Regions from separate parts of the Homo sapiens genome. Here region 1 is linked to region 2. A link is a loop called in an ENCODE intact Hi-C map of the cell type or tissue named here. Cell type or tissue: Caco-2. All regions are shown on one strand. Links, peaks and the distances in the headings refer to the core of each region. The heading gives the core; the rest is flanking DNA.

The links. A loop is a pair of places that touch in the nucleus more often than their neighbours do. Peaks named below come from ENCODE experiments on the same cell type or tissue, not always from the same donor. Only the 100,000 strongest peaks of a DNase experiment are listed, where the experiment ranks them.
Region 1: a loop joins it to region 2, with 4 times the contacts of the local background. A loop is called at or near these places in 5 of 110 quality-filtered maps.

Annotation. Positions count from the first base shown.
Region 1 is chr10:29,917,693-29,927,859 of GRCh38, reverse strand. No RefSeq gene overlaps it. Among named protein-coding and RNA genes, the nearest start is that of JCAD, 140 kb to the left of the region's middle. In Caco-2, for the core only: no CTCF peak of the experiment used is centred there; a DNase peak (open chromatin) is centred at 4,749.
Region 2 is chr10:29,860,802-29,870,968 of GRCh38, reverse strand. It overlaps LOC107984173 (a long non-coding RNA gene), which reads right to left and starts at 9,952. Exons shown (of 3, transcript XR_001747288.1): 1 at 9,758-9,952; 2 at 9,158-9,251; 3 at 8,471-8,729. LOC124902402 (a long non-coding RNA gene) reads left to right here and starts at 7,943. Exons shown (of 2, transcript XR_007062100.1): 1 at 7,943-8,097; 2 at 8,634-9,069. RefSeq lists an enhancer at 8,256-9,455. In Caco-2, for the core only: no CTCF peak of the experiment used is centred there; DNase peaks (open chromatin) are centred at 4,408, 5,078 and 7,968.

The sequences.
Region 1 (10,167 bases), core at 1,430-9,429, 56 kb before region 2:
TGTAAGTTGCAATAGTAGTGTTTTCAGGGTGAAAGCATGCTCATTAGTTAGGTGAAGACTAGGGGCAATAGTGATACATCCCAAACATGAGTCATGCATGTTGACAGGGCACTCGGCTCCACACGGGCATTCAGGGCAGGGTGGATGGAGGCTCTGCTCTTGCAGCTGCCCCATCTGGAACATGTGGTCTTTTTGGTTTTTAATTGCCTCAGTTAGAAGTGGCACATGTCACTTCCTCTCACCATCCACTAACCAAAATTAGTCCTATGGCCTCAACCTAATGGCAAGAAAGGCCAAGAAACCTAGAAAGTAAGTTCTCACTTATCAGTGGGAGCTAAACACTGGGTATGCATGGACATAAAGATGTCAACAAAAGAAACTGGGGACTATCAGATGGGGAAGACGGGGGAAGAAGGGAAGGAAGTTATGGCATGGAAGTTAGCTCATGTGAAGTGCTAAAGAGGGCAGTAATGCAGTGGAGGGAGACGAGGGTAGAGAAATGGACTTGCGGTTTGAGACAGGTGGCTGGGGAGGCCTTGCTGAGAAGGGGGCATTTCGATATGGCCTGAGGAAATGTGACAAGGCACCTGACAGAGATCTGAGGGAAGAGTTTTCCAGAAAGAGGGGACAGCAAAAGCAAAGGCCCTGAGATGGGTGCTTGCCTCACATTTGGGAACAGTAAGGAGATAGAGGGTCTAGGGCAGAGTGGACAATGGGATAACTGATGATGTTGTGGTCAGAGACACGAGGGGCGCAAGATTTTGCAGGCCATTGTGAGGACTTTGGCACTTAACCTAAGTGATATGGGGAACTCCATTAGAATTTGATCTTTGGGAATTAAAGACGTAGAAACTGGGAGAAAAAAGGATTCAAAAACGTAAGCATCAGTGGCAGCCTAAGGTTCTAGGACAGTTAAGGGAGCATTTGGGACTTTGTTCATAAGACAGTTTTGTGGTATTTCAGCATTTTTCCTTTCAGGAGATCATGCGGTGACCAGAACAATCACTGCATGTCAGTGCTTGCACAAACCAAAACAGCCCCCTGCTGGCTTTCAGCAGTGCGGCAGGCCAGGCATTTTCCTTAGATCCAATTGCAGCCTCGTGGGGTACCTCACTCACAGCAGGGTGGGAGGTAGACGGGTGTATCAGTCAGTGTTCTCCAGAGAAACAGAACTTGACATGGTTTGGGTATCTTTCCCCTCCAAATCTCATGTTGAAACGTGATCCCCGTTGTTGGAAATGGGGCCTCGTAGGAGGTGTTAGGGTCATGGGAGTGGGTCCCTCATAAATGGCTAGACGCCATCTCCATGGTAATGAGTGCATTCTCTCTCCGCCATCTCCATGGTAATGAGTGAGTTCTCTCTCCGTGAGTTCACAGGAGAGCTGTTTGTTTAAAGGAGGCTGGCACCTCCTCCCCTTTCTCTTGCTCCCTCTCTCACTATGTGATATGGTTTGGGTTTGGGTACCCACCCAAATCTCATGTTGAATTGTAATCCCCAGTGTTGTGGGAGGTGCCTGGTGGTAGGTGATTGGATCATGCTGCAGATTTCCCGCTTCCTGTTCTTGTGATAGCGAGTGAGTTCTCCCGAGATCTGATTGTTTAAAAGTGTGTAGCACTTCCCCCTTCACTCTCTTCCTCCTGCTCCTGCCATGTAAGACGTGCCTACTTCCCCTTTGCCTTCCACCATGATTGTAAGTTTCCGGAGGCCTCCCCAGCATCATGCTTCCTGTACATCCTGCACAGCCATGAGAAAATTAAACCTCTTTTCTTTAGAAATGACCCAGTCTCAGACATTTCTTTACAGCACTGTGAGAACGAACTAACACACCATGTCACACACCTGCTCCCCTCTGCCTTCTGCCATGAGTAAGAGCTCCCTGAGGGCTCATCAGAAGCCAAGCTGATGCTGGTGCCAGGCTCATACAGCCTGCAGAACTATGAGCCAAATAAGCCTCTTTATAAACTACCCAGTCTCAGGTATTCTTTTATAACAACACAAAACCAATGAGAGAAATATAGCTCCTTTTCCTGGTCCCCTGCTTGTAGACAGCAGGTCATGGGGTTTCTCAGCCTCTATAATCATGTGAGCCAGTACCTTATAATTAGCTTCTCTCTAAAGATTTGGACTCTGCAGGTTGGGAAGTCCCATGATCTACCTTCTGCAAGCTGGAGACCCAGGAGAGCCAGTGATTTAGTTGGGAGGCCTGAGAGCTACAGAGCCAATGGTGTGACTTCCCCAAGTCTGAAGATGTGAGCACCAGGAGCACCAAAGGCTGGAGAATCCATGTTCCAGCCCAAGCAGCCAGGCAGAGAGCAAATTCACCCTTCCTCCCGCTTTATGCTCCATTCAGACCCTCAGCAGATGGGGTGATGCCCACTCACCCTGGGGAGGGCCATCTGCTTTGTTCAGCTCACCAATCCAAATGCCCTTCTGGAAACACCCACGGAGACACATCTGGGAACAACATTTAACCAGCTACCCATGGCCCAGTCAGGTTAACACACAATGTTAACCATCATAGCAGGGTTCTGTTTCTTTCCATTTTATTTCTTCCCCAAGGGTAGTAACCCTGCAGAGTGAGTCCAGGTGAATGTCTGTGACACCCACTGGGCAGCCTCTCACAGTGCCTCTCACTACCTTCTGCCTCGATTTCCCATGAATGGCCCTGATATCCAGTCACCCCTACTGTACTGAGCAGATGAGGAAAAGCCCAGTGCCTGCCCCTCCTTAAGAGTCTTCCCAGGTAGTGATGGGGGTGCCCACATTGACGTGAGGCTGGTTGGGATATGTTTTCTCCCTCAAATGGGAGAGGTCAAAGGGTTGGAATAGCCTGGCTCTGCTCCTTCTTTTTCTTTACCTCTTTCTTTCTTTCTCTTTCTTTCTTTTCTTTCTTTCTCTTCTTTCTTTCTTTCTCTTTCTTTCTTCTTTTTCGTTTTCTTTTCTTTTCTTTTTTTTTTTTTTTTTAAGAGAGACAGGGTCTCACTCTGTCACCCAGGTTGGAGTGCAGTGGCAGGAGTTCATTGCAGCCTTAAACTCCTAAACTCAAACAATCCTCCTCCTTCAGTCTACTGAGTAGCTGGAACCACAGGCTCGCAGCACCTCACTTATCTAATTTTTTTTTTTTTTTTTTTTTGGTGGAGACAGCCTCTTGCTGTGTTGCCCATGCTGGTCCGGAACTCATGGCCTCAAGCAATCTTGCTGCCTCATCCTCCCTTCAAATTGCTAGGATTACAAGCATGAACCACCATGCCTGGCCTTTGTCCCTTCCTGCCCCTGCTCTGTCGACCTCCAGGAATGTTTCCTTATTGCCCACTCCCCCTTCCTCCCATCCCACTGCCTTTCAAGGATCTAGTGAAGGGTCTAAAGTATTTCTGGGTCCTGCCCAATGCTGGAGTTATTGGACCTCCTATCAGGTGTCTCCCACCACTCATCCATTTGGCCATGTGTAACTATGGGGGCTGTGACCATGATGCTGAGTGGCTCTGTCTTGACTTGCTGTTGCTTACATGTGCATGCACCCACATTTAAGCATTTACAGGTTGTGCTGTGTCCGTGTGTGAGCTCAGGAATACCTGTATACCTATTCAAGAGCATCTTCCAGAGGTGGCTACTTCATGCTCCTGTGTTTTTAACGATGGGATATTGACAACAAGGAACAAGAGATAAAGGCAGAGGTAGAGATGATAAAGACAGAGACAGAGAGAGACAGAGAGGCCTCCCCAGGCCTTCGGCTCTACTAAGACATTCTAACTTTTTGGTACATAGGCTGAAGTCGGGTGGAGTTGGGAAGAAGAAACAAGAAATAGGACAGGGAGAAATGTTGTTCCACTTTGCCATGATCTCACAGGATTTCCAACTTACCTGCTTCCTTTCCCTAATTATCAGGACCCTACAGCATGGCCAGGTTTTCTTTCATGGTCTTCCATTTGCCAAGTGAAAATGTTTTCAGCTGGGAGTCTATGCCACTCCTGCCACAGCTGGAAACCTCCCCAGGCCTTCAGAAAGTATTTATGGTTGAGCGCTGACTTTTCGTATTGTAGATGAAGATGTCAGCATCCCAGGCAGCTGTGCGTTAAGTTGGGACCAGCACAAATAGCTCTTAGCATTGTTCAACGACAGCACAGCCCCATGTGTCTTTTAAAAATAGCAATGCTGTATTTGAACTTTTAAAGAGAAGACATGTTGGGTGTGTGTTGGCCACGCCCTCAGCTATCTTCATTCTAAGGAGATACAAAATTAGAACATTTAGGAAGAGAAAAGGGAAGGAACAATCATTAACACGCTCCCCCACGCCCACACACCCTCTTCACCTCATTTCACAGTGAGGCCCTTCTTGTGCACATCCCTGAGAGACAATACTCAGAAGAACTTGTCCTCTCTAAGCCACCAGGATTAATCCATAGAGGATTTTGTCTGAAAATAAGTGAAGAGACCTAAAACTCAGCCTTATTAGTTGATATCAGTTAAAAAAAGAAAGTCTACTGGGTCAGAGTGAGAAAGAGGAAAACAGTGTGATGATTTTACTAATGTACCAGATATGATTTTCAAAGGAAAAATTTCTCCTATCCAAACTACTTCAATGCCACAAAGCCACCTTCTTGGACGAGAGCAGGAAGAAAGTGTGCTGGTTGCTGGCAGCGGGCATAAGACTCTCCCTAGCACTGTCCCAGCAGGCCCAAGTCCTGCCCATGACAGGGCCTCTGTGTAACTAGCACCTGAGGGTGTGTACTCAAGGTGAAAGCAGACCCCAGGCGTTCTGACCCTTGTGAGTGAATATAGTATTGCTTGGAGGTGGCAGCTGGGATAGTTGGAATTGTTATGAGAAATTCCAAGAGGGCCAGACGCTTCTGTGGGAATGCCTGCAAATTGAGATGTGAAAGAATGTTCCATCTAGGGAAAGAAAAAATGTTTAAAGAACACTGTTACTCCCAACCATCAACTTCAAGTTCCAAATGGGGAGAAATGCTGTATGCCTTGGAAAAATGAAGCTCAACTATAAACACCCTGTCTTCAGGGAGTGGTTGGCACTCACTCCTACAAGGACCCTGAGATTTTTTTTTTCTTTTTCCCCACAATAAGCCTTTTTATAAAATTCTTTTTAAATTTATATATATTTAGGGGTCTGAGGCCATTTTAACACATCAAACTTTAGTCTTCCTGCCACTCTGGGCATCATGACAGCTGCTTTGAGAAACAGGTCTCTCCCAATACTCTCCACTGCTCCAAAAGAAAGTTGCCCTCTGCTATAGATCCTTTGTGCAAACAGACATTTTGCAGGTACTAAGGGTCAGTTTCTGTATCTATTCTGCCACATTTTTGCCTATTTGATTCCTCTTACTCATGCTTCACTGCTTCCTGCTGCTTGCTCCTTTCTGCTTTCTACTGAAATTCTTGGGCATTTACCCTAACTCAGCAGTCCCCAACCTTTTTGGCACCAGGGACTGGTTTGGTGGAAGACAACTTTTCCACAGACCAGCGTTGGTTGGGGGGTGGTTTCAGGTGATTCAAGCACATTGCACTTATTGTGCATTTTCTTTTCTTTTTCCTTCCTTCCTTCCTTCCTTCCTTCCTTCCTTCCTTCCTTCCTTCCTTCCTTCCTTCCTTCCCTCCTTCCTTCCCTCCTTCCTTCCTTCCCTCCTTCCTTTCTTTCTTTTCTTTTCTTTCTTTCTTTTTTTTTTTTTGAGACAGAGTCTCACTCTGTTGCCCAGGCTGGAGTGCAGCGGCACAATCTCGATTTCAGCTCACTGCAATCTCCACCTCCCAGGTTCAAGCAATTCTCATGCCTCAGCCTCCCGAGTAGCTGGGATTACAGCCGCACACCACCACACCTGGAGAATTTTTGTATTTTTAGTAGAGATGGGGTTTCACCCTATTGGCCAGGCTGGTCTGAAACTCCTGACCTCAAGCGATCCACCCGCCTCAGCCTCCCAAGTTGCTGGGATTACAGGCATGAGCCACCGTGCCCAGCTTACTGTGCACTTTCTTTCTATTACTATTACATTGTAATATATGATTAAATAATTATATAACACAGCATAATGTAGAATCAGCGGGAGTGTGAGCTTGTTTTCCTGCAACTAGAGGTCCCATCTGGGGACAGATCATCGACATTAGGTTCTCATAAGGAACATGCAACTAGATTCCTCGCATATGCAGTTCACAGTAGAGTTCGCGCTCCTGTGAGAATCGGATGCTGTGGCTGACCTGACAGGAGCCAGAGCTCCACGGGAATGTGAGAGATGAGGAATGGTGTGGATTCAGGTGAAGCTTCCCTTGCTGGCCCACCACTCACCTGCCATGCAGCCCAGTTCCTAACAGATCGCAGACTGGTACCAGTCCATGGCCTGGGGGTTGGGGACCCCTGCTCTAACTGTATACTAGGTCCTGGTTAGGAATTGTACAGACTTTCTCTCATTCCATCCTCACAATTACCCTGTGAAGGAGACAGTATTAACCTTAATTTGCAGAGAAATAAATGTGAGCAAAGAGAGGATGCTACCTTGACCGAGGCTGCACAGCTGTGAGTGTCGAGTCAGGACTGGAGCCTGTGCTATCTGGCCTCACAGGCCCATGCTTGTCGAAGCTTATGCTGCCACCCACAGCCTCCCCAGGGTGCCCGTGGCATCAGGGACCACGCAGACGGCTTTGGCAGAGTGTTCTGTCATGGCCTTGGATGAGTCCCAGGCAAACCTCTGCTAGCCGACTTGAAACCCTCCTTGTGTGGATTTCTAAGCCAGCTGCTGCTGCCCTTCCAGGATTTTGGGGATCCCACTATAGGCCCAGGGCCCTGCTGCCTGGGGGACTTCACAGCCAAGACCTCCACAAACTGCATGATTTGGGCAAAATGAAAAGTAACTCTTCTTACATAAAGGTTAGAAATCCACACTCAGTTACAAAAGTGAAAGTGGCCTGAGAAAGAAGGGGATGGCAACTTCTAACAAGATCGGACAGAAAGCTGACTATCTAAGTACATCTAAAACCATCTCAGCAGAAACTGCCAGCTTCCATGTGGGAGGAAAAATGCAAGGAACTCGCCCAAGGACAGGACACTCTCCTCATATCTGCACTGAATCCTTTCATCGACACCCCAGTCCCTTCCATCCTGGAGGGTCCCAGTCTTCTGGACACAGTAGGGCAGTGCTGGCTGTGACCCATGAGAAGTTCTCTCCAGGAACCCTCAGCCAGGGCTATGCTCCAATGAATGATGGCACGGAGCTAGAACTCAAATATGGCTCCGGGTCAATGATGGGCTGTGAACACAGGTGATGTATTAACCTTTGTACTACCGGCTCTCAAATGCAGCCACACTCTTTCATATTTAGCTCTCCAAAGGCACAGTGTCTTCCCGAAACTCATGTCCATTTGCACATATCTTTTACCCCCAGCTCATTTCCAATCTCGCCTACCATCTTCTCAAAACAGGTGAAAAGTAATTTCGGTAACTTCCCTAAGTATACAGAAGAGGAATTAAGCCCAGGGAGGCAAGTCCAATTAAAGATCTGATTCATGTTACAATTCTGTCCTGTGGGGAAAAAATTGATTCTCTGCTCTCTGGTTGCAAATAGCCTCTCAGTTGCACATCAGTGAGGTTAGTGCTTTGCACAGCCATGGGCTCTGGGCATTAAGGGTTGAGACCAAAAGAAATGTACAGATCAGAAAAGGCGACTCAGCTCCTAGGGGTGAAGAATGAAGGAGATAAAACAGCTTAAAGACCTAGAGTGGCACCCTCCATCTGGAAGAGAAGAGGAAAAGGAGAGGAGGTGTGTGGAGTGAGAGGAAGAGAGAGAAAGAGGAGAGGTGCTGGCAAAATGAAGGGGGCAGGAGAGGCAGGCAGGAGGGAAAGGAGGAGGAAGAGGAGGGGGAGAAAGAGAAGAGGAGGACAGAGAAAGGGGAGGAGGAGAGAGAAGGAGGAGGAGAAAGAGAAGAGAAGAGAGAAAGAGGTGGAGAAAGAGAAGAGGAGAGAGAAAGAGGTGGAGAAAGAGAAGAGGAAAGAGAAGGGGAGGAAAAGAAAGAGGAAGAAGCCAGGCGTAGTGGCTCATGCCTGTAATCCCAGCTCTTTGGGAGGCTGAGGTGAGTGGATCAACTGAGGTCAGGAATTCGAGACCAGTCTGGCCAACATGGTGAAACCCTGTCTCTACTAAAAATACAAAAATTAGCCAGGTGTGGTGCCAGGTGCCTGTAATCCCAGCTACTCGGGAGGCCAAGGCAGGAGAATCACTTGAGTCCAGGAGGCGGAGGTAGCAGTGAGCTGAGATCGCGCCACTGCACTCCAGCCTGGGCAGCAGAGTGAGATTCCATCTCAAAAATAAAAAAGAAGGAGGAAGAGAGAATAGGAGAAGAGAGGAGGTGAAGAGGAGGAGAAAAGGAAAGAAGGAGAAGAAGAGAAAGAAGGTAAAGAGGAGGAGGGAAAAGGGGAGAAAAAAGAGGAGGAAGAGAGGGTAAGAGGAGGGAAGGGGGAAGAAGAGGTAAACAGGAGGAAGAGAGTGTAAGGAAGCAGGGGAGAGAGGACATAAGAAGGAGGAAGAGGAGGAGAGAGAAGGGAAGGAGGAAGAGGAGAAGGAGAAGAAAGCAGGAGTAGAGAGAAGGTGAAGATGAGGAGAGGAGAGAGAAGGGGGGAAGAAAGAGGAGCAGGCTGGGAGAAAGAAGGAGGAAGAAGAGGAGAGAGGAGGGAGGGGGAAAAGAAGAAAGGAGTGGGAGAGAGCAGGTGAAGAGGTGGAGGAGAGAGGAGGAAGAGGAAGAGAGGATGAGAAAGGGATGAGGCAGAAGAGAGGGGAGGAGGGAGGAGGTGGAGAGGAGGAGGAGGAGGAATAGGAGGCAGGAGGAGATGAGGAAGAAAAGGAGGAGGAGGAGAAGTGAAAGGAGGGGAGGGAAGGGAAGTAGAGATTGAGCTGTGCTCCAGAAACCACTTGTTCTCAGCATTCCAAGAAGAGGGCCTTTCCCAGCCAGCAGAAGGAGTTCAACTTTTACAAGGCAGGAGGAGAACGTGGACAGCACCAGCACCTGGAAGCTGTTGGTTCAGGTGGCTGCTGCCTCTCCGCAGCCAATGCCCAGGTCACACATGATTATCAGCTGGCTCAGGGATTTGCTCTGTGAAGGGTGGCAACTGGTCCTGATTGGGCTTTGCTTGAGCCTTGGGGGGCAAGAAAGCTAGATGTTAACTTGAATGAAAGTCTTTCTGGCTCACCAGTTAAGACGGAAAATGTTGTGCCCTTTTTCTGAGGAACTGCCAATATGCTTGTGGGGGCGGAGGAAACTGATCAAAGCAAATCACCCTCTTTTTTTTTTTTTTTTCTGAGACGGAGTCCCACTCTGTCACCCAGGCTGGAGTGAAGTGGCACGATCTCAGCTCACCGCAACCTCTGCCTCCTGGGTTCAAGCAATTAAGCCTCCCGAGTAGCTGGGACTACAGGCACGCACCACCACACCCAGCTAATTTTTGTATTTTTAGTAGAGACAGGATTTCACCATGTTGGCCAGAATGGTCTTGATCTCCTGACCTCATGATCTACCTGCCTCGACCTCCCAAAATGCTGGGATTACAGGCATGAGCTACAGTGCCCGGACACCTCATTTCTTTAGGGAAGGCATCAGCTGAAGGGATGGCCCTGCTGTCTGGGTGAAAAGCAAAACTGCTTACTCCAATCTGGGCACTAAGCTTTAACCCCCTTGGGGTGTGACAGGGTCAGACATTTAGCCATGACACAGTCCACCTGATTTGCTGAAATGTGGTGATGCACATCAAAAAGCACTAAGACTGGCCAGGGGCAGTGGCTCACATGTGTAATCCCAGCACTTTGGAAGGCCGAGGCAGGTGGATCACCTGAGGTAAGAGTTCGAGACCAGCCTGGCCAACATGGCGAAACCCTGTCTCTACTAAAAATACAAAAATTAGCTGGGGGTGGTGGTGTGCACCTATAATCCCAGCTACTCGGGAGGCTGAGGTGTGAGAATTGCTTGAGTCCAGGAGGCGGAGGTAGCAGTGAGCTGAGATCGCGCCACTGCACTCCAGCCTGGGCTCCAGAGTGAGACTCTGTCTCAAAAAAATAAAGCACTAAGACCTGTTTCTCTGGGGTCTTCAACAGTGCTTCTGACATGACGGTGTCTTGTAATATATTCTTAGAAGTTTAAAATTTTCTGGGCAATGAAAGAAAGGCCCTGCTTAAAAA
Region 2 (10,167 bases), core at 883-8,882:
GAATGGTAGGTGGATAGATGGTTATGGATGGATGTGTGGTGAATGGATGATTGGATAGTAGATGAATGGATGGATGGTAGATGGGTGGATAGATGAATGGATGGATGATAGATGAATGAATAGATGGAGGGATGGGTGGTAGATGGATGGGTGGTGAATGGATGATAGATGAATGGATGGATGGTAAATGGGAGGATAGATGTGAGTGGATGAATGATGAACAGATGGATGAATGGGTGATGGATGGTGGATGGTAGATGGATGGATGGGTGGATGGATTGGTGGTGGATGATAATTGGGTAGATAGATGGTTGGATGGGTGGTGGGTGGATGTGGATGGTAGATGAATGGATCGATGGTAGATGGGTGGTGGATGGATGAATGATGGACAGATGAATGAATGAGTGGATGGTAGATGGATGGACGGATGGATGGGTGGTGGATGGTAATTGGGTAGATAAATGGTGTTGGATGGGGGGTGGATGGATGTAGATGGTAGATGAATGGATAGATGGGAGATGGGTGGATGGATAGTGGATCGATGACGAATAGGTGTATGAATGGGTGGTGGGTGGATGATGGATGGATGGATGGATGGATGGATGGATGGATGGATGGATGGATGGTGGATGGTGGATGGTTAGACAGATGGTGGTTGGATGGGTGATGGATACATGAATGGGTGGTGGATGGTCAGATGAAGACACTGGGCCCAGCTATTACTCAGATACCTCTCTGAGGTAGATACAGCACTAACATTTGAAATGCATGCTATTGGCATAAATTGTGGTTGCTATTCTTCCAAATTAAACAGAGGGGTATCCACTGGGAGCAAAACAGACAAAAAATGGGTCCTCCAGGACCCTTTTAAATATCTGTGGAATGGAAGCAATGAAGTTATGTTTCTCCAAAATGAATTAATCTGTGAAGAGTTCCTTGAGAATCTTGGATTAAAATTGCTCTTTTAGAGCCAAGACTAACACATATCTTACATAAAAGTGAAAAGAATCTTTTCAGCTCCCCCCTCCCCAAATAGATTACTGTATCCAGTCAACAAAATCTTATCTTAAACCTCCAAAGAATTACATGAGCTCTCCTTAAATTTTACTCTTTAATTAAGAGACCAGTTTGAGGTTAGCCAGATCTGGGGCTTTGACGTAGCAGTCGCCAAACCTCAGCGACAGGCCTGGTTTCCATCTCTGTGATATTAATCTTTTGAAGGCCAAACATTCTCCTTAATAAAAGCATTTCATGTGCCTTACTCTTAGCAGATGCCTAATGACTGCTTAGAGAAGGAAAGAAGGAAAACCCAATGAATCTAAAGAATCGAGATAGACTGAGTTCCCTACACCAAATGGCTCACGTACGAAAGGAACCATTGTCTTCTAAAAACTGACCCTTGGTAAGATTTTGAAAGACTTGGGTTTTTCTTGTGATTTTGCTCAGAAGATGATTGTCTTATTTTCTTTTTAGTTGTTCAATTGGTAGGTCTAATTAATGCCATTCACTTTTTCCATGAGATCTGGGATTTAAATGTGCCTATGTGAATTTCATCCTTATGCCTCCATTTGAGTTAGTTCATGTTGTTGGGAATTCTGCAAAGTGAAAAGCTCTGGACAGGAGATTGGTATATTACTTGGGCTCTACTATTCTGAGCCATGAAATTCTATGCAAGATACTGAACTCTTCTTGGCCTCAGTTTCTCAGCCTCATCTCCCTTACCTGTAAAATGGAGATAATCCTATCCACCATACCCTCTAGGCATTGTAAAGAATGCATCTTGACCAAAGCTAATCGCAAGTGTAGCAGTCAATTATAGTTGGGGAAACAATAAGAAAAGTTATCTTGTTAAGAAGAAGAAATCATGATAAAGTAACATTTGCATTATTATATGAACATGGCTTTGAATGTCCAAAGTTAGTTTATAACCAAACTTCCCGTACTTAACAAATCCCTCTGATATTACCAGTGAGGCAAACATCAAGATAACTTACCCTCATATAAAAAATAAGACCAAAGCGGGGATACAGAGTTTGATAGAGAGTTTGTCTAAGGGGTGGACTCAGAGACCTTTGAGGTCCTTTTGAATGGGGACACTGAGATTCCAAGTTTTTGTTTTTTGTTTTGTTTTGTTTTTTGAGACAGAGTCTCGCTGTCTCCCAGGCTGGAGTTCAGTGGCGCAATCTCGGCTCACTGCAAGCTCCACTTCCCGGGTTCTCGCCATTCTCCTGCCTCGGCCTCCTGGGTAGCTGGGACTACAGGTGCCCGCCACCACACCTGGCTGATTTTTTGTGTTTTTAGTAGAGACGGGGTTTTACCATGTTAGCCAGGATGGTCTCGATCTCCTGACCTCGTGATACGCCCGCCTCAGCCTCCCAAAGTGCTGGGATTACAGGCGTGAGCTACCGCGCCTGGCCTGAGATTCCAAGTTTATTAATGAGTTTCCTCAGATCTGGGAATTCCTCATAATTTTTCAGTGCCCTATCTCTCCCTTTGGTCTTTGGTCTTTTTAGCATTATTTATATTATAAATTTAGCATTCTTTATGTTATAAATAAGGCTAAAAGTATAAGTTTCCAGTAACAGAAATGCTAGGGTCACATTAGTAGTCTTTTCTCAATTTCAGTTCTTTACAAAATATAGGGAAAAAAATAATTTATGACAATGAACGAACTAAGATTTATGGTGGTTGTTTTCATGAGAGTTGAGAGCATTAAAGAATCCATAAGCTTTGCTGCGGGAATGGTGGCTTACACCTGTCATCTCAGCACACTGGGAGGCCAAGGTGGGAGGATCATTTGAGGCCAGGAGTTTGAGGTCAGTTTGGGCAACACAGTGAGATCCTATCTCTACAAAAAAAGAAAAAAGAAAGAAAAGAAAAGAAAAAAAAATTACGTAGCTTCCAAAAAACAAGCTACTTTTGGGGAACATGAATGGAGCTGGAGGCTATTATCCTTAACAAGTTAAATGCAGAAACAGAAAACCAAATCCCACACGTTCTCATTTATAGGTGGGAGCTGAATGATGAGAACTTATGAACACAAAGAAGGGAACAGCAGAAACTGGGGCCTACTTGAGGGTAGAGGATGGGAGGAAGGAGAGGAGCAGAAAAAAATTAACTACTGGGTACTACACTTAGTACCTGTACCTGGGAAATGAAATAATTTATACAGCAAATCCCAGTGACACGAGTTTACCTATATAACAAACTTCACATGTCCCCCGAACCTAAAATAAAACTGAAAATAAAATAAATTAATTAATAAAATACAACAAAATAAAATGAAAAGGGAGCTTGCTGCTTTGAAAAAAACACCATGATAACCTCGAAGTCTATGTTCAAATTTAGAATTCTCGACTGTCTGGAATTCCGCAGTGGAGTATGGTGGTGTGGGGAGAGAAGGCCCTGGCTCCAGGCCTTTGTACCATAACTCACCCTCTGTTCTCTCATTCCCTCCATGTTGCGGGGAGACTCATACTCACCTATGTGGACATCCCAGCACACACATCCAAACTCCAGTCACCAGCACATGCAGGGGTGTGATCCAGAAAAAGGAAAGCTATGGCCCCTTAGCTCTGGGGACACCTTGTCCCAGGGGGAGGCACAAAATTGGATAAAGAGGCTTGGTGCAATGGCTCACACCTGTAATCCCAGCACTCTGGGAGGCTGAGGCAGGTGGATCATTTGAGGTCAGGAGTTCAAGACCAGCCTGGCCAACATGGTGAAACCCTGTCTCCACTAAAAATACAAAAATTAGCTGGGTGTGGTGGTGGCCGCCTGTAATCCCAGCTACTCAGGAGGCTGAGGCAGGAGAATCACTTGAACCCGAGAAGCGGAGGTTGCAGTGAGCCGAGATCATGACACTGCACTCCAGCCTGGGTGATAGAAGACTCCATATCAAAAAAAAAAAAAAAAAACCTCGATAAAGAGTCAGAGTTTATTTCCCTAGAGTGAAGGGCTGTAACAGAGTTTAGCAAACTGCAAAGTCTAATGGAACAGTCCCTTACTTCAGACAATAGTTGCAAGTTTGGGGGTCTTCAGGATCACCCTCAGATTCCACAAATCAGCCAGGCATGGTGGTGTGCACCTGTAGTTCCAGCTACTTGGGAGGCTAAGGTGGGAGGATCACTTGAGCCTGAGAGGTCAAGCCTTCAGTGACCTGTGATTGCACCACTGCACTCCAGCCTGGGCAACAGAGCAAAACTCTGTCTCAAATAATAAAAATGAAATTCTCCCCAGAGATGGCTGTGTACATTGCCTAGGTCAAGCATGCTACTTAGAGCAATTATATTTGCTTCCCAGGTACTTCTTCAGACACCACAGCCTGGCCTTAAAAAGACTGTTCTGAGTGTCACAAGCGCTATATAGGGACTCAAATACCAGCCAGATGATCCCTGACCCCAGAAACCTCTTCCATTCCAAAGACGCTTTGTCCACATCCTAATGGCCACAGGAGAGGCCCCAGCCCCTCTTTCAAAGTTTCTTGTGACTTCAGTGTGTGTTTATTAATAATGGCTCCTCTGAGCAAGCCTCCAGTGTCTCCAGCTCATTCATTCACAGTTCCCCTTGCTCCAGCTAGGATAGTAAAGCATTTGGAATCATGACATGTAAGGGAAGCTGAAGGAGCAAGACAAGAAAGTCTTAGTGGAAACAAGGTTTCTGATTTTAGAGATGAATGCTCCTATGAAAGAAATACCAGATTTATTGTTCATGACTTATTATTCCTGACCGGATTAGTATTCATGACATCCAAGGACTGATCTGGGACCCATGAGTGGACATAGAGGTAGATTCCTGGCTTGGTATGAGGAAGAACAGTCTGTTTAGCACCAGAATCGGCTGCCTCATGAGAGAGAGAGTTCCCCTGCATTCAAAGTGTGTGCAGGCAGAAGTAGTCTGTTTAACAAATTAACATTTGTTAATAGGACATCTTGCTTCCAATAGAGAGCTTGTCTAAGGGATGGACTCAGAGACGTCCGAGGCCCTTTCAAACGGGGGCACCAGGATTCCAAGTTTATTAACGAGTTTTCTCAGATCTGGGAATTCCCCATCATTTTTCAGGCCCTATCTCTCCCTTTGGTCTTTGCAGAAAGCCTGCAGTAAAAACACTTCACATTCCCCAGATATCATTCTCCCCACCCAGTTGAAAAGGTGAAAGTGACATACTTCAACCTGAGAGACTGCATTCTTATCAATACTGCTCAGGGCAGAAGTGTGTGAAGCCACTGAAGTCTGAAGTTCACATTTCCCTCTTTTCTCAGAAGCCCCTGCTTTTACAGAAACTTCTTTCTTCTCTTAGAACAAAGCAGTTTATTGAGCTCATGACATCTTCATCAATATATGAGAATATATAAAGATTAAATAGGGCCTGGGACATAATAAGTGCTCAATAAATCTTTGTTGAAAGAATCAATAAATACATTTTAAAAGCAAGAGAAGAAACAGGACAACGCTCAACCCAAAAGGCAACTATCTTAGCTGTCCCAGGCCCATCTGTACGATAGGATGAATATACTAACGGTGCTTTGCTCTTGGGTTAGTCTGTGGATTGGATAATATAATGAATGTAACATGCTTAGCAGAGTGTTTGGCACATATTCAAGGCTTACCAAATGCTGAGGCTGGGTGTGGTGGCTCACGCCTGTAATCCCAGCACTTTGGGAGGCCGAGGCAGGCACATAGCTTGAGCCCAGGAGTTCAAGACCAGCATGGGCAACATGGCGAAACTCTGTCTTTACAAAAAAATTTTAAAAAATTAGCCAGGTGTGGTGGCAGATGCCTGTGGTCCTAGCTACTCAGGAGGCTAAGGTGGGAGGATCACCTGAGCCCAGGAGGAAGAGGTTGCAGTGAGCTGTGATCACGTCACTACATTCCAGCCGGGGTGACAGAGCAAGATGCTGTCTTAGAAAAAATAAAATAAAAGTAAATTCGCGCAAGTTCTCTTCTCTGTTGTTATAATTATTATTATTATTGTTGCTTTAAACAATGTGATCTGAAACAGGGTGGACAAGGGAAAGAGCTGTTCGGGATTAGAACAGGGCTTCTTCCTGGCTATCCCCCCCACCTTTTTTTTTTTTTTTTTTTGAAATGGAGTTTTTCCCTTGTTGCCCAGGCTGGAGTACAACGGAGTAATCTCGGCTCACTGCAACCTCCACCTCCCAGGTTCAAGTGATTCTCCTGCCTCAGCCTCCCAAGTAGCTGGGATCACAGGTGGCAGCCACCATGCCCAGCTAATTTTTGTATTTTTACTAGACACGGGTTTTCACCATGTTGGCCAGGCTGGCCTTGAACTCCTGACCTCAGGTGTTCCTCCTGCCTCGGCCTCCCAAAGTGCTGGTTACCCCTTTTATCGCATCACACCACGTCTTATCACATCATCTGGGATTGGCAAACTATTTCATGCAGATTTTAAGGAGAGAAAAACAGACCCTCACTTGGCAGAGGGGTGCATTTTCTTGCTTCAGAGGGTTGGATTGCCGAGAGAACCAGGGACTTGTGCTCATTGCCTTGGTAATTACAGAACCCTCTGTAAGATGGTAGATGTCAGAATTACAGATGCAAATGAGCCCTGGGCTTCAGAGGAAGTTAAGGGTAGTCTGAGATTTTATATTGGGAACGTCTGTTGGAAAATGTCATAAAAGAATGAGTCTATGATTTAAATTTTCAAAAGTACTTACCAACAGGTGGGAGAATTTGTGAAAACCAAAACATATATGTTTTTTTAAAATCTTGTCGATTCAGGCTATGTGTGCTGCCAGTCACTCCTGGGGGTTGGGGCAGACCAGGCCCACTGCTACCTCATCTTCCTTCTAGCCTGAGCTTCTGTTGATGTCATCCCTGTCGGACCCTGGATGAGAAAGAAAACGGGAACAACACGAGGAAGACGAGACATCTTCCCCAGTGAGAAATCTGCAAGTGTGCCATTTTAGAGTTCGTGGTAACATCTTTTCTTTGTTCTTTTTTTTAATTTAATTTAATTAATTTTTTTTTTTTTTTTGAGACGGAGTCTCACTCTTGTTGCCCAGACTGGAGTGCAATACCATAATCTCGGCTCACTGCAACCTCCGCCTCCTGGATTAAAGCAATTCTCCTGTCTCAGCCTCCTGAGTAGCTGGGATTACAGGCACCCACCACCACGCCTGGCTAATTTTTGTATTTTTAGTAGAGACGGGGTTTCACCATATGGGCCAGGCTGGTCTTGAACTCCTGACCTCAGATGATCCGCCCACCTCAGACTCCCAAAGTGCTGGGATTGCAGGCATGAGCCACCGCACCCAGTCATCTTTTCTTTGTTCTAACAGTTCTAGCAAAGCACTGTTCCTCTCTGCAAGCAGGGAAACTCCTAGAGTACTAGGCTATGTTTGGGAGGCCAAGGTGGGAGGATCAATCTGGGTCAGGAGTTTGAGACCAGTCTGAGCAACAGAGAGAGATCCTCCCCATCTCTTCAAAAAATACAAAATTATCTGGGCATGGTGTTGCACACCTGTAGTGCCAGCTGAAGGAGGGACTAAGGCAGGAGGCAGGAGGATCACCTGAGCCCAGGAGCTCAAGACTGCAGTGAGCCACGATTGCACCACACTCCAGCCTGGGCAACAGAGCAAGACCCTGTCGAGAAGGAAAGGAGAGGAGAGGAGAGGAGAAGATTTAATGTAGGGTCGAATGATTTATTATCATTTAATTTTTAAAAAGACAAAGGTTAAAAGAGATTCTATTGTTCAGTATGATTCACTTGCTAAGTGTTGTGAAGGGCCTGTAATTCAGGTCCCTAATGACCCATGAAACCAAATGCCCTGGTGAGTCAACCTCAAAAATTACCTAGTCATCTGATAAGTATTAAGCACAAACAAAAAACACTTGTTAAAAGCTGCAGACAGTATCAATGTGTATTATTAGCCAGTTATAACTCAAGCCTTTAAAACCAGGCAAGTCACAATAGGCTCTTCAAACACCTTTCTGACATAACTAAGGCAATCAGCCCATTGCGCCATAACCAGAAGACAATATCTAATGGCAATTGCCATGTATAGTGTGAAGGCCTTTCCTTGTGGATTCAGAATGGAGCATGGACCACAATTCTCAGAAGCGACTTCTAGAGAGGTAAACTATGTTCTTCCCATTCCTCAGATAGAGAAAGATCAAAGCATGTATATAAGTAATTTGCTTATTTTCAGACTATGTTACATAATTAAACTATATCCCAGGGCAGATCCTGCATGATAACTTTTGTGGGGGGAGTGGGGGACAGAGTCTCACTGTCATCTAGGCTTGAGTGCAGTGGTGCGATCTCTACTCACTGCAACCTCCACCTCCCGGGTTCAAGCGATTCTCATTCCTCAGCCTTCTGAGTAGCTGGAATTACAGGCGCGTGCCACCACGCCTGGCTATATAGTCACCTTTTATTAGGTGTAGGAAGTCATAACCTTATTGTTCCAGAAGACAGAAGTTGTCTTTTTTTACCTGAATTTCCCAAAGATTGCTTCTCAGAAACGACTGCTTTAATAGTCCCCAATTGGTGTGAATGGAATAGTTAATTAAAATTCTATGATGAAGTGCATTAGAATTTGCAATAAGCCTCTTGCCTTTTATTCACTCCAGATGACTGCCTTCTGACATCATTGTTTTTTTTCTTCTAGATGTTGGGTGTAATGCCAGCCATTGTTACAATAGGACATTGCATTTTATACCTGAGATCACTGACTGGTTGTCATCAGATAGAATCATGTAGTCCCCTGTTGTACAAACAGAACATTCTGATGACTATTCATTAAGTGAAATATAATGGAACACTTAAAGTGACCCCAAGATTAAACCCTTATTTGGGGTTTGTCTAATGACTAATGGTCACTACCACCAGTTTGGAGACATTACAACAAAACTCTGCTGCTGACAAAAATATTAACCATAAATGATGAGAAATTTTCAGTTGGGACCAAAAGAACATCTGGAGGCCATTAAAGCAGGAGAATTTTCCCTCTATGTCCTGATTGCCAAACTTAGAACCAACCACCCAGAAACTGTGGCCCTCATGCTAACTCAATGTTTATATTTCATTAAAAACGATTTCAAGGGTTTGCGTCTTGCACTTCATGGCCCAACTCCCATGCATACAGCTTTTCATCTCACTGAGCATGTCCTGGAGCAGACGAGCATTCCTCACCTCTTGGTTTCAGAAGAAGGAGCTTCTTGGGGAATAATTCCAGGTTCTTTTTTTGCATCTATAATCTAATCAAGAATCTGTAGGTCCTACCATCCTAGGATAAATGAGGAGAAGAAAACAAGGATGCAAGACCCAACAATAAAAATATTAGAATTTTAAAAATACTATACTAGAGTTTGCTTTTAAATACCTAGTAAAGCTACAATAAGTCATGAAATTGATGAATGGAAAGTTATATAATTTCAGCTGTATATTAGTTGCTTTTTGCTGCTATAACAAATCACCACAAACTTTGTGACTTAAGACAGATGTAGCCAGGCACGGTGGCTCATGCCTGTAATCCCAGCACTTTAGAAGGCTGAGGCAGGCGGATCACCTGAGGTCAGGCATTCAAGACCAGCCTGGCCAAGATGATGAAACCTCATCTCTACTATAAATACAAAAATTAGCTGGGCATGGTGGCACCTATAATTCCAGCTACTCGGGCGGCTAAGGCAGGAGAATCAGTGAGTCGAGATCACACCACTGCACTCCAGCCTGGGCAACAGAGCAAGACTCCATCTCAAAAAAGGAAAAAACAAAACAAGACGGATATATTACCTTACAGTTCTTGAAGTTAGAAGTCCAACACAGGTTGCACTGGACTAAAATCAGGGCATCAGCTGGGCTGCATTCCTTTCTGGAGGTTCTAGGGGGAAATCTATTTCTTTGTCTTTTAGCTCCTTGCAGCTGCTCCATTCCTTTGTTTATGGCCTATTCTCCATTTTCAAAGCCAGCAAAGTTGCATCTTTTTAACTTTTCTTCTGCAGGAATATCGCCTTCCAACTATGGCAAGAAAAGGTTGTCTGATTTTGAAGATTTGTGTGATTCATTTAGGCCCACTAAAATAATCCAAGATAATCTTCCCATCTCAAGATTCTTAATTTAATCACATCTGCAAAGTTCCTTACAAAAGCAACATATTCACAAATTGCAGGGATTAGGACGTGGACATCTTTGGGGGATCCATA